2 separate regions of the Homo sapiens genome follow, and region 1 is linked to region 2. Evidence: chromatin loops called from intact Hi-C (ENCODE). Cell type or tissue: PC-9. All regions are shown on one strand. Links, peaks and the distances in the headings refer to the core of each region. The heading gives the core; the rest is flanking DNA.

Evidence for each region. A loop is a pair of places that touch in the nucleus more often than their neighbours do. Peaks named below come from ENCODE experiments on the same cell type or tissue, not always from the same donor. Only the 100,000 strongest peaks of a DNase experiment are listed, where the experiment ranks them.
Region 1: a loop joins it to region 2, with 4 times the contacts of the local background. A loop is called at or near these places in 2 of 110 quality-filtered maps.

What each region holds. Positions count from the first base shown.
Region 1 is chr16:89,326,965-89,333,544 of GRCh38, reverse strand. The region is part of intron 2 of ANKRD11 (ankyrin repeat domain containing 11); the gene reads left to right. All of the region lies in intron 1 of LOC128462377, which reads left to right. Among named protein-coding and RNA genes, the nearest start is that of ZNF778, 110 kb to the right of the region's middle. RefSeq lists an enhancer at 2,613-3,136. In PC-9, for the core only: no CTCF peak of the experiment used is centred there; a DNase peak (open chromatin) is centred at 3,224; H3K4me3 peaks cover 372 bases; H3K27ac peaks cover 2,250 bases.
Region 2 is chr16:89,441,313-89,447,892 of GRCh38, reverse strand. The region is part of intron 1 of ANKRD11 (ankyrin repeat domain containing 11); the gene reads left to right. All of the region lies in intron 1 of LOC101927817 (a long non-coding RNA gene), which reads right to left. It also overlaps the pseudogene RNU6-430P. Among named protein-coding and RNA genes, the nearest start is that of ANKRD11, 46 kb to the left of the region's middle. In PC-9, for the core only: CTCF peaks have their summits at 3,813 and 4,014; a DNase peak (open chromatin) is centred at 4,312; H3K4me3 peaks cover 1,748 bases; H3K27ac peaks cover 2,500 bases.

The sequences.
Region 1 (6,580 bases), core at 2,070-4,569, 110 kb after region 2:
GGGCTGGGGAGAGGGAGGGACGGAGGGTTGTGCAGCAGGAACACGGGGGACCTGGGGCAGTGAAACTACTCTGTATGATACCACAACGGTGGGTCCACATCAGGATACGTTCGTCCAACCATAGACTGCACAGCACCCGGTGGACCCTGAGGTCGTGCGGCCTGTGGGTGATGATGCTGTGTCCAGGGGGGTCTCAGCTGTAACAAACGGCCACTCTCGTGGGGATGCTGAGCCCGGGGGTGCAGGGGAACCCTCTGTACTTCATGCTCAATTTTGCTGTGAACCTAAAGCTGCTTTAAAAAATAAAATATGTTTTATTTTCAGTGTCTGTTTAACATGCTAAAATGATTCTGGAATTGACCTTAGGCATGACCCAAAAGTTGTGATGCATCTTTGACTGGAGTTCCCAGAGCATTGTTGAGCTTGGCCACTGAGTCTGTGACCTCACACCAGGGGGCAGGCGTTTTTCTGCATGCCCCACAGGGGCCCTTCTTCCCTGGGGGTTCCCTGTCACTCTGGGGGACCACGTGTGAAATTCCCCGGGTGCACAGGATGGGAAAATGGCTGAGAAGCGTGGAGCAGCCCCGCTGTTCTGTTGCAGCTCGTTTCTTGAGTTTGTAACTACGTTCTCAACTGTGGACCCTTGCGTTAAAAAACAAAGCAGCCCTAAGGAGTAATAAAACATTTGAGCATAAAGGAAAGAAATGGACGTTTCTAAGGGAATTGCTTGCTTTCTCAGTTGTACCAGGATAACCTCCTTGGAGGTGTGGAGGTGTGAAACTAGGGAGGTCAGGGCAGCGGGGCACTTTCCTCAGAGAGGGCAGTGCAGACCAGGCCCTGCCGGAGGAGAGCCCTGCCTGGTCTCAGCGCCTCTCTCGTTGTGTTTGTCGTTTGCTTTTTTCTAAAGCCATTACAGTGATGATAACTTGGATTTAGATAGTGCTTTTTCATTTAATCCCCACAAAATCCTTTAGGAGAATGGGTTCTTGTCCTCATTTTATAGAGGAAGTTGGTGAGAATCAGTGAGCAGACGAGGCTGTTTTCTTGCATTTGTCTTGGCCTGCAGGTGTCATTTCTCCCCAGAGCTGCGGGTACAGGTGCTGCCGTTGTGGAGGGACGTGTGGAGCTGTAAGGCATCTCTGTCCTCGGGGACTTGGGGGGCTCAGTGTTTCTTTCTGAAAAGGTACAGCCCACCAGAGGTGCTTGGGCCATCCCAGGACTTCACGGAGCTGAAGAGCGTTCACCAGGTGTTTCTCATGAGTTGGGTTTTTAGTTTTTTGTCTGTTTCAGTGTTTATAGTCTGCTTGTAAAATGATCCTTTATTGTGAGGATTCTTTAATACGTAAGGAAGTCATTTCTGTGACACATTCTGCAGCTTCTGGAATTGTGTCTTTTAAGATTATTATCTTTTTTTTTTAATATGGAGATGGAATCTTGCCATGTTGCCCAGTCTGGTCTCAAACTCCTGGGATCGAATGATCCCTTCCACCTCAGCCTCCCAAAGTTCTGGGATTAGAGGCATCAGCCACTGCATGCTACTGAGTTTTTAAATTTTTTTTGAATGTTTTGTGTGCCCTTCTTAAGAGAGAGTGTGGTGAACACAGTGGTGATGACGGTTCCCAGCATGTGGGGCCCACGTGCAGGAGCCACCCCAGCCCGTTAACCCGGAACCAAACCCGAGTCCACACCATTGCATCCGCCGAAAACATTCAAAACCATCACCGTATCTTAGACTAAATGAAAATAAAAATAGCACACAGGCTAGGTGTGGTGGTTCATGCCTGTAGCCCCAATATTTTGGGAGGCTGAGGCAGGAGGATCCCTTGAACCCAGGAGTTCGAGGCTGTAGGGAGCTGTGATTATTTAATTACACTGCAGCCTGGGCGACAGAGGAGACCCTGTACCTAAATACATATCTATAAATCTCTATCTCCTGAATCGCTGGGTGCCTTGAACTTTCTCAGTGTCACCACACACCCAGCGGTATCAAAAGGCTCTTTCCTAAATGTGCCATTTTCTTCAGCAGTTCTTTGTTTGAACTGGTTTCCAAACAGGGTCTACACACTAAGATTCTTTGATGTCTTTTAAGTCTTTAATCTGTAAATTCTCCCTTTGTTCTTTTCTCTGGGATTTTTGCCTGTTTGTCAGAGATCGGGGTCTTCTGTCCCATAGAGTTGTTCTGTCCATGAGATATATGATGTGAACTGTGCATCTAATTTTAAATTTTCTATTAGCCTCATTATAGAGTAAAAAGAAACACATGAAGTTAATATTAAGAATGTATTTCATCAGGCCGGGCGCAGTGGCTCATGCCTGTAATCCTAGCACTTTGGGAATCCAAAGCAGGCAGATCACCTGAGGTCAGGAGTTCGAGACCAGCCTGGCCAACATGGCGAAACCCCATCTCTCCTCAAAATAGAAAAATTAGCCGGGCATGGTGGCAGGCACCTGTAGTCCCAGCTACTCAGGAGGCTGAGGCAGGAGAATTGCTTGAACCTGGGAGGCAGAGGTTGCAGTGAGCCGAGATGGCACCATTGCACTCCAGCCTGGGCGACAAAGTGAGACTCCGTCTCAAGAAAAAGGAAGGTGTTTTGCTTATAATATTTTTCAAAATTTTAATTTTTGTCCTCAGGGCATATGGCACTAACTAGAACTGTACAGTCAAATTACCAGGTTTTAATCAAAAGCCACTGGGGGAAGTTTAAAGAGTGTCCACAGAATCTTTGATCTGCCTCCCTTCAGAAGTGGAGCACCGTTCTCTGCAGAGTGTGGGCTAGAGGTTGGAACTCGCCGAGGAGGAACAGGATGAGGTGGAAGTGAAGCCGTGGGACTTCCGATACAAGAGATGCTGCAGCTTCCTCCGCCCCCGCCCCCCCCCCCCCCCCCCAGTCACTGTACTGGGGAAACCTACTGCCGTGTCACGAGGACCCTCACGCAGCCCCTTGCTTCCGATACTAGGTCACAGAGGTGCCGTGGCTCCCCCCCACACCACCCCATCAATGACTGCACTGTGGAAACCCGCTGCCACGTCACGGGGACCCTCACGTAGCCCCACGGACATGTCCACACATCCGCAGCCGTGTCTGTGCACCAAGGAATTTGGGCCTTCTGCCAGAGCCAGCAGCAGCCCTCCCGGTGTGCGAGCGGCCACCTGGGAAGCAGCCCCTCCCTCTCCACTGGCTCCCCTAGCACCTGACTCACATCCTGAGCCAGGTCTCCCGAGCCTTCCCACCCACCCAGAAGCTGCGTGCTGTCAGGAATGCTCCTGGTGTGGTGGTGGCTGCATGGTCATTGTTGACAAATGCTTTGTGTCCTGCCCCTGACCGGACACACAGCTAAGTGTATTGCTTCCTCTTCCTTTTTGAAGTTGTAGAGATTGCTTTTTGTATTTTTATATTGAATGCTTTAAATCCTTTAAATGTTTAATGTCATTCAAGTATATTTAAATCATTTTAAACATTATTAAAATGTTTATATTTAATGTGAATACATAAACAAAATTTTATGTTTTTACATTTTATTTTATTTTATTTTATTTTATTTTATTTTTGAGACAAGGTCTCACTCTTGTCTGTCGCCCAGGCTGGAGTGCAGTGGTGTGATCTCTGCTCACGGCAGCCTCTGCCTCCCAGTGCCTCAGCCTCCCAAGTAGCTGGGATTACAGGCACGCACCACCATGCCCGGCTAATTTTTTGTATTTTCAGTAGAGAGTTTCACCATGTTGGCCAGGCTGGTTTCGAACTCCTGACCTCAAGTGATCTGCCTGCCTGGGCCTCCCAGACTGCTGGGATTCACTGCACCCAGTCTCATTTTATATTTAATGTTTTAAATGATGTAAAATGCATGATTCCAAAGCCAAATACACAAAACAAGGTTTATGAAAGGAAGCTTACCTCCTACCTCATACTGTTTTTTTACTTTATTCCTTCTTTCTATGGGAATTAAAATTTTTTTCTGTTTCTAGTTAATTTTTTAACAGCTTTATTGAATTACAATTGACATAAAATTCACTCATTTTAAATTTACAGCTCAGTGGGTTTTGGGAAACGTATACCGTTGGGGAAACACCATCACCTAAAAGTATAGACTATTCATCACCCATGGGAGTCTCCTTACACCCCTTGTGTTTTTTCTCCCTTTTTTTTCCTTTTTTCTGTGAAATCATTATAGACTCACAGGAAGTTGCAAAAATAGCAGCATCCCTTGTGCCCTTCCCCACCTTCGCCCAGTGGCCGGGAACATGACATTGGAAGACAGGGTGACCGCCCTGCAGACTTGATTCAGATCCCCCGTCTTATCCTGGATACCTGGTCCTAGAGCCTCCTCGACAGCCACCGACAGACATGAGCCCTCCTCACGGAGTCCCCGCCTGTTTCCCCGAGGTTGGTGGTTTTGTCCTGGAGGAAGCCGTGGGAGTAGAGTCCACAGGGAGTGACCTAAGAGGTGGGCTTTGTGCACTCACTCAGCAGGGGCCTCCGCTGATTCGCCCGTGCTCCTGGGTGCGTCCACTCACTCACCAGGGGCCTCTGCAGATTCGCCCGTGCGCCTGGGTATGTCCACTCACTCAGCAGGGGCCTCCACTGATTTCGCCCGTGCTCCTGGGTATGTCCACTCACTCAGCAGGGGCCTCCACTGATTTCGCCCGTGCTCCTGGGTATGTCCACTCACTCAGCAGGGGCCTCCACTGATTTCGCCCGTGCTCCTGGGTATGTCCACTCACTCAGCAGGGGCCTCCGCTGATTCGCCCGTGCGCCTGGGTGTGTCCACTCACTCAGCAGGGGCCTCCGCTGATTTCGCCCGTGCTCCTGGGTATGTCCACTCACTCAGCAGGGGCCTCCACTGATTTCGCCCGTGCTCCTGGGTGTGTCCACTCACTCAGCAGGGGCCTCCGCTGATTTCGCCCGTGCTCCTGGGTGTGTCCACTCACTCAGCAGGGGCCTCTGCAGATTCACCCGTACGCCTGGGTGTGTCCACTCACTCAGCAGGGGCCTCTGCAGATTCACCCATACGCTTGGGTGTATCCATAGCCATCCCTTTTACTGCTGAGGGGATGCCGTGATGTGAATGAAACCCAGTTTCGAGGACACCGCTGGGACACCTGTTGAAGGGTTTTCCCCATTGTCTATTATCAGTGAAAGTTCTGTGAACATTCGCAAACAGGTCTTTGTGTTCACATGAGGTTCCATTTTCTCAGATAAATGTCCTGGGGTGCAGTTGTTGAGTGGGGCAGCAAGCGCACACTTAGGTTCGTAAGGCTGCCTTGCTGTTCTCCAGAGCAGCAACACCACTTTGCGTTCCCACAGCAAGCGAGAGAGTTCCAGCTTTTCTACATCCTCTCCAGCATCCTTGAGTATTTTGTATTTTAGCTGTTCCGATTGGTGTGCAGTAATATCTCATTGCGGCTTTAAGTTGTGTTTCCCTAACGGCTTAGGATGTCGAGTGCCTTCATGGCTTGTTCACCACGTGCACCTCTTCTGAATGTCTGTGTGTTTTCTCTTATTTTCTAATTAATGTTTGTTGTTTGATACTTCTTTCTTCTACATACAAGCCTGCTATCTGACTTGTGATTTGCAGATATTTTTCCCTGTCTGCAGTTTGTCTTTTCACTCTTTAAACTAGGTCTTTCAAAGAGCAAAAGTTTTTAATTTTGTCGAGGTCGTTTATCAGTTTTTTCTTTTATGGATTGTGCTTTTGTTGCCATGTCTGACAACTCTTGGCCCTAGGTCCTAAAGATTTTCTCCTGTTTTTTCCTAAAATGTGTATAGGTTTTTCTAGTTTTGTTCCATATGAACCTAAGCATTTATTTTTATTTGGAGCACCTATAAATGGTACTGTCTTTATTTCATGTTTTTATTTGATTATTGCTAGCATGTAGAAATAGAATGGTACTGTGTATTTCTTGTTTTCATAGGATTATTGGTAGCATGCAGAAATAGGATGGTACTGTCTTTATTTCTTGTTTTCATAGGATTATTGCAGAAATAGGATAGGTGTTTGTGTGTTGATCTTGGATTCTGTGTCCTTGCTGAACTCTATTAAATAAAGTTTCTTGGAATTTTTGATAGATTCCTTGTGATTTTCGACATGGACACTTACACCATCTTCAGAGAGAGACAGTTTTATTCCATTTCTTCCTTTCTGCCCTGTATGCCATTCCATCTGCAGCCCTCAGCACGTCACTCTTGATCATGTCAGCCTTGAGTTCTTGGTAGTTGGCCTTTATCGTGTTGAGGATGTTTCTCCACACTCCTGTTTTCCTAGGAATTTTTATCGTGAGTTTTGAATTTTATCAAATGATTTTCTGTACCAGTTGTGATTATGTGGTGTTTCTTCTTTAGCTTGTTGGCATGCTGGGTGACGTTGACTGATTGATGGTTGAGCCAGCCTTACATATTTCGCTGTCATCAGAAGTGTAGGTGCCCTCTGCATTTCCAACCTCTGCATTCCCCACCTCTGCATTTCCAACCTCTGCATTCCCCACCTCTGCATTTCCCACCTCTGCATTCCCCACCTCTGCATTCCCCACCTCTGCATTCCCCCTCTGCATTCCCCACCTCTGCATTGCCCAGTGGACTTCTTG
Region 2 (6,580 bases), core at 2,478-4,977:
GTGGAGGTTGCAGTGAGCTGAGATTGTGCCAGTGCACTCCAGCTTGGGTGACAGAGTGAGACTTTGTCTCCAAAAAAAAAAAAAAAAAGAAAAAGTTATTGTATTTTAGGAAAATATTAGATAAATGCTGGTACATGTAATAAATACATGATGTTGGGCCAGGCGCGGTGGCTCACGCCTGTAATCCCAGCACTTTGGGAGGCCGAGGGCCTGCGTGTCCGGATGCAGTGTTCTTAGGGCCAAAGGTGGCTGTGTAGGAGGAGTGAGAACAGGTGGAATGTGGACACTTAGGGTACGAGGCCAAGAGTGGAGCATTGTTGTAGGATTGTGGACCACAGCAGGGAGTGTGAGTGCACGGATGGGGATCACGAGGACCCTCTGATTCGTAGGATTGTGGACGACAGCCGGGATGTGGGTGCATGGATGGGATCATGAGGACCCTCTGATTTGGGTGTTAGCTGTGTGGTTGCTACACTCTAGATCGTGCTATGTGATGTTTCTTTGGCACCTCAGGCCCCCTTGTTGAGGTTCAGTGATATCTGATGGAGAGGAAAGGGTGTTGGGGTGTTTGTGATAAGTCGCTGGATAGGGAAGAGAGGGAGGCATCTAGGGACCACTGTCTTTAGGAGTTTAATGAGGGCAAGGAATGGGGTAGTAGGAGACAGGGCAGCAATAGTGATTAAACTTTTGGTACTAATGGGTTGCAAATATGCATTGGGGGTGAGGAGGCCACTGGTGTTGGACGTGGAGCTTTGTAGTTGGAACGATGGACGTGCCCTTTGTGTGGGGGTCATGCAGTCACGTGCTCGGTGGCTTTCATGCAGTGTCTTCGTAGGGTGGGGAGGGATGGCAGGCATTCAGTTGGTGGCAGGTTGTGTTGGGTCCTTTCCAAGCTTTGCTTCATTCAGGCTTTAAGCAGGACCTGGCCCGTGAGGCACTTGGTGCAGAGTGAGAACACCTCGGCTGTCCCTGGAACTGCAGGGACAGAGGGTGTGTGGCAGGGTGACAAGCGGAGAAGCAGCTGTGGGGGCTGGCGAGAGCCTCTGTGCCCCAGAGTGGAGGAGGAGAGAAGCGGATGCTCGAGGTTTGAGTGGGAGGCTGTGTGTGAGAAGGGCCCCTTGGTGCTCACTGGACAGGAAGCTGCTTGCTGGGCATGGCTGTGGCTGGTGGCACTGTCATTGTGTGTCCAGGGTCCTGCCACAAGGATCTCAGGGCTTCACTTCACAGCCCTTGATGGCCTGGCAGCCAGAATTGAGTCTGTGGGTTTTTTTTGGTTTTTGTTTTTGTTTGAGACGGGGGCTCGCTCTGTCACCCAGGCTGGAGTGCAGTGGCATGATCACAGCTCACTGCCACCTCTGCCTGTTGAGCTTAAGTGACCTTTCCTTCTTAGCCTCCCTGTCAGCTGGGAGTACAGATGCTTGCCACCACACCCGGATAAGTTTTGTGTTTTTTGTAGAGATGGGGTTTTGCTATGTTGACCAGGCTGGTCTCGAACTCCAGGGCTCAAGCGATCTGCCTGTCTGGGCCTCCCAAAGTGCTGGGATTAGGGGCGTGAGCCACTGCGCCCGTCCACCTCAGTGTTAAACTGTTTAGATGCAGCTGTCACAGAAGCTTTAGGAGAACCTCATCTGTTTTCATATTAGAAGCTGTTTTCTTGTTCTCGACACTCTGTATCCCAATAGCTCATTCATGGAAAACACACCCAATTAGGGACTGATCAAGGATTTTCTACCCACTGCCTTCATGAAATGCAATTGGAAGTCCTTTTTAAACAGTTTTTTTTTTTTAAAGATGGTGGTTCTAAGTGTGGATCCATCTGAAGAACAAAACAAAGCTTCATATTCTCTTAGGCAGGAACATATACTAGGCTGGTTTTTTTTTTTTTTTTTTTAACAAAAAATTTTTTTTTTTGTTTTTGTTTTTGAGACGGAGTTTCGCTCTTGTTGCCCAGGCCAGAGTGCAATGGCACGATCTCCGCTCACCACAATGTCTGCCTCTTGGGTTCAAGTGATTCTCCTGCCTCAGCCTCCTGAGTAGCTGGGATTACAGGCATGCACCACCTGGCTAATTTTGTATTTTTAGTAGAGACGGGGTTTCTCCATGTGGGTCAGGCTGGTCTCGAACTCCTGACCTCAGGTGATCTGCCTGCCTCAGCCTCCCAAAGTGCTGGGACTATAGGCGTGAGCCACAGTGCCCGGGCTCAAAATCGTTTTTTTAAAAAAATACAGTTATTTCCTGATTTTATTGAAGAGGATGTTGAGATATCAGAGTAAGAATTCAGGTGTCAGGCAGGACATTGTCCCTGTGCTTGTGGTTATTGCTGTCTTTGTTTCCTGCTTCAGAGTAGCCTGAGCATTTGGAGGACGGATCATCCTCAGCCTCTGTGGCTCCTTGGGGCTGGGGCACTGGTCCTAGGTATGTTTGCAGGTTGGGGTGGAGGATGATAGTGACGTCCATGAGAGGTGTGATGTTGCTTCAGGGGTAGCATCTTACGCCCCAAGGAGATGACCTCTTAGTTTACCTGAACCTCAGAGAGGCTGAATTTGCTCAGCCAGTGGTTCGAAACGGCTGAGCAGTGGTTGAACTAGGGTTGGACCTATATATATTAGTTAAAGAAAACAGCTTGCTCCCCTTCCCTTACTAATACATTGGTTAATGCCATGTCCAAACAGCCTGTTTTACTTTTGTAAACAAGCCACATGGATAAGGGCTTAGCTTTATGGGAAGAAATCAGCCGTTAACATTTGCCTCCTCTGAGGTGGGCCTGCCGTGGAGAGATGGGGACTTCAGTTGGTGAGTGCCTGGGCACCCTCACCCAAGGGGCCAGCACACCTGGATGCTGAGCCTCCAGGTGGGTGGTGCAAGGGCAGGTGCTGAACGGGTCTGTGTGGTAGGTTTGCAAGGGTGGCAGTGTGCCACTGTCTGGGTGGGAGCCTGCCTGCTCCTGTGGTGATGTCCTCTGAGGTCTCTGCCTCTCTCTTTAGGTGGTGGTTCCCTGAGCTTAAGCCCCTCATGCATTTCTCACACTGTAGGGTTACTTGGTTGTTACATCATAGTTGATCTTTATTTGGTAGAATTTCTCTTTTTTTTACATTTTATTTATTTATTTATAACAGAGACGGGATCTGGCTGTGTTATCCAGCCTGGTCTTGAGCTCATGGGCTCATGCCATCCTCCTTCCTGTTTTCCAAAGTGCTGGGATTACAAGCGTGAGCCACTATGCCTGGAGTAGAATTTCTAAAAGCAGTCTTGTATGCTGCTAGACCCTGAAGGGGCTCATGATAGCTTTTCTTTTCCTTGCTTTTGGAGAAGAAACAGTGGGCAAAGTTTGATGATTGGATTTCAGGTGATATCGAAGTCCAGGGCTGGACTAGCTCCAGGGTAACGCTGATGGCAAACCCTACACAACCCCCCTCCCTCCACTCCACCCCCCCGACCGCCCCGTTGCAAAAGTAGGCCGTTAGTGCTTTCTGGAGCCCAAAGAAAATGTTTAGTACGCACCTGCTCTTCCCAGCAAGTCTGTCATGTGCAAGGAGTTGCAGTGAGTGGCAGCCTGTTCAGAGTTGTGGTTCAGGGAGGAAGCATTGCTAGAGTGGGCTTTGGGCAGGAGCATTTATCTCATGGAGACAGTTTTCTGCTGACTGCATTTCCACCTGGAAGGGCATACAGAGTGTTGTTTCTTCTGCTTGTGATTTTAAAACTTGCATATCAGTATCTACCTGTTTTGAGTCTTACTAGTATTTTATGCAGGAACACAAAAAAAATACTTAACTACCTTTTTTGTAAAATACCGAAGTGAGTTGTTATTTATTTCAGATTTGAACTTTTCATTAACCTTTGTCCCAGCCTTGGTGAGTTACAGGGTACTATGGAAACTGTATTCTTGGTCTGCGGAGTTTCTGCCTCCCTGTTCAGCCTGACAGGCCGCTTTGTCTCTGCACACCTCTCCTTCGGTGTTGACGCCGGCCCGGCACGGCAGCTGTAGTTGGCACAGGCTTTGTTGGCACTTTCCTCCAAGACAAGCCCCTGCCCTCCCAGCAGGCTTGCTCTGCACTCACGGGCCTTGTTCCACCTTCCTGTGCAGATCTGTTTCTTAATGCATCTTGGTCATGGGTCATCACTGTTCACCCCTATTCAATTCATCCAGCTTGTGTATCTTTACATGTAATAAAGGGGTGTTCCCGCTCTTAAGAATTGCATTTCTCTTGCTTGCAAAAACTGGTTGAAAAGGCTTAACAGGTCTGGTAGCCTTCTGGGTGCGGAGGGTATTGCCTAAAGAATTTTCCATGCGTGGCAGGCAGCTAGTAGGTATGTGTCTGGCACCCTTCCATGTGGGTGGTGCTAATACTAGTGGTGCAGGGTGGTGCTTGCTGTGGGAATGGGAGCACCCTGTGTATCTCTTGTCTCTTACTGACTGGAAGGCATCTGATGCCTTGCAGAGCAGGTCCCAATCTGTGTGTGTTTTTTTTAAAGTATGGAATGCTTCACAAATTTGCATGTCATCATTGCACAGGGGCTATGGTAATCGTCTCTGTTGTTCGAATTTTTAGTACATGTGCTGGCCAAAGCAAGCATGCCATGCTTGCCTTGACTGTGAACAAGTTCGATTTGAAATACTTCACATTTGAGGCCGGGTGAGGTGGCTCACACCTGTAATCCCAGCACTTTGGAGGCCAGGGCGGGCAGATCACTTGAGGTCAGGGTGAAACCCTGTCTCTACTGAAAATATAAAAATTAGCTGGGCGTGGTGATGCATGCCTGTAATCCGAGCTACACGGGGGCTGAGGCAGGAGAATTGCTTGGGCCTGGGAGGCAGAGGTCGCAGTGAGCCAAGATTGCACCATTGCACTCCAGTCTGGATGACAGAGCGAGATTCTGTTTCAAAAAAATAAGAAGAAAAAAATGAAATACTTCACATTTGAAAAACTTCCTGGCTAGAGGAAAAATCCTTGCTTATGTCTAATGAAAGAGGCAGAGGCTGGGTGCTGTGGTGAGGTGTTGAGTGACAGTGTCAGGGCCCGTGGGAGGTGGTGGCCGGCTTGTGCTGTAAGGGGCAGGAGCGCCGGAGGCTCACCAGGCCGTGATGGGGTTGGAGTGAGAATAGGGCACACACCTTCCTGCCACCGGGGAGCAGGGTAAACAGCAGAACCTTGCTGTGCGTGTCTGGGTTCCAGCAACATTCCTGGTGGGTGGTGGGGAGGAAAGGACTAACCGTGTCAGCACCTGGCCTTTGTGGGACACAGGCCTCCTCCCTGGAGCTTCAGCTTTATCTGGAAATGAGTCTTTGATGCGTAAAACCGTTCCTGAATGATACTGTCCAGCTGGTGGAAACAGGTTTGTTTTGACCTAAAATCTAGGGGTATTGAGAGAGAGAGAAACAGAGACAAACAGCGTGTGGGGGAAGCTGTGCATAAAGGGGCGTTTGTGGGATTGTCTTTTACTCAGGATCCAGCTTGAGCCAAAATGGAGGAAGAGTCTTGGTCTCTACAAAACAGGTGGTTTTCTGAGACAGATTCAAAAGCATTTTCTAGAGAAGCTCTACTGCATCCCTCCATCACATTCAAAACATTGTTTCTAATTATGTTTTGAGAGTGTAGAGTTAGATTGTAGAATACTGAAATTAAATCCTTAGTGAGGAAAGCGTAGACATGACCTGGCATGTTCTCCAAAGCACTGGCACCAGTGGGCGTGCGTTGTCAGCTGGGGTGTCCTCCCTCTGCTGAGCCTCCTCCCCCTGCGGCCTTCGCCTTGGCCCTCGGTGCACTGCATCGGTGTGCCAACTGCTCACTGTGCACAGACCTTTTTCATACTGATGAATTCATGTTTATTACTTTTTAAAAAGTTTATTTCTTGGATCTTAGTCACAGCTAACCCTGATTTTGCTTTCAGTACAAGGATTTTTAATTTCTAGACCGGATTTGAGTTGTTTGAACGGAGGTCTGGTGGCTTTGGGAAAGGTCTTTGCATGGATGATGGGGGAAGGTGCCTTTTTGGTGAGTGCCATAGTCGGCTGCCACCTTGCCATCCAGAGAGATTCCTGCTTGTGGACACTGTTCAGTTATGCAGGGTATGTTTAATTTTTTAAGAGTCAGGTTTGCGTTTTTTTTTTTTTTTTTTTTTTTTTTGTAGGCGGAGTCTCGCTCTGTTGCCCAGGCTGGAGTGCAGTGGCACGATCTTGGCTCACTGCATAGTCCGCCTCCTGGGTTCATGCCATTCTCCTGCCTCAGCCTCCCGAGTAGCTGGGACTGCAGGTGCCCACCACCACACCCAGCTAATTTTTTGTATTTTTAGTAGAGGTGGGGTTTTACCATGTTAGCCAGGATGGTCTCCATCTGCTGACCTCGTGATCCGCCCGCCTTGGCCTCCCAAAGTGCTGGGATTACAGGCGTGAGCCACCGCGCCCGGCCAGGTTTGCGTATTTTTTAATAATTCTTTTTCTGAAGTTTTTTTCCTGACTGCTTTTGTTGCTGGGTGATGGAATATATTCTGACATTGGATGTGCAAGATCTTAAAAAAGTCTGTGTAATAGAGTCTGTGTAAGAGAGCCTGTGTTGAGAAGTTCTGTAGTCTCTTCAGAATG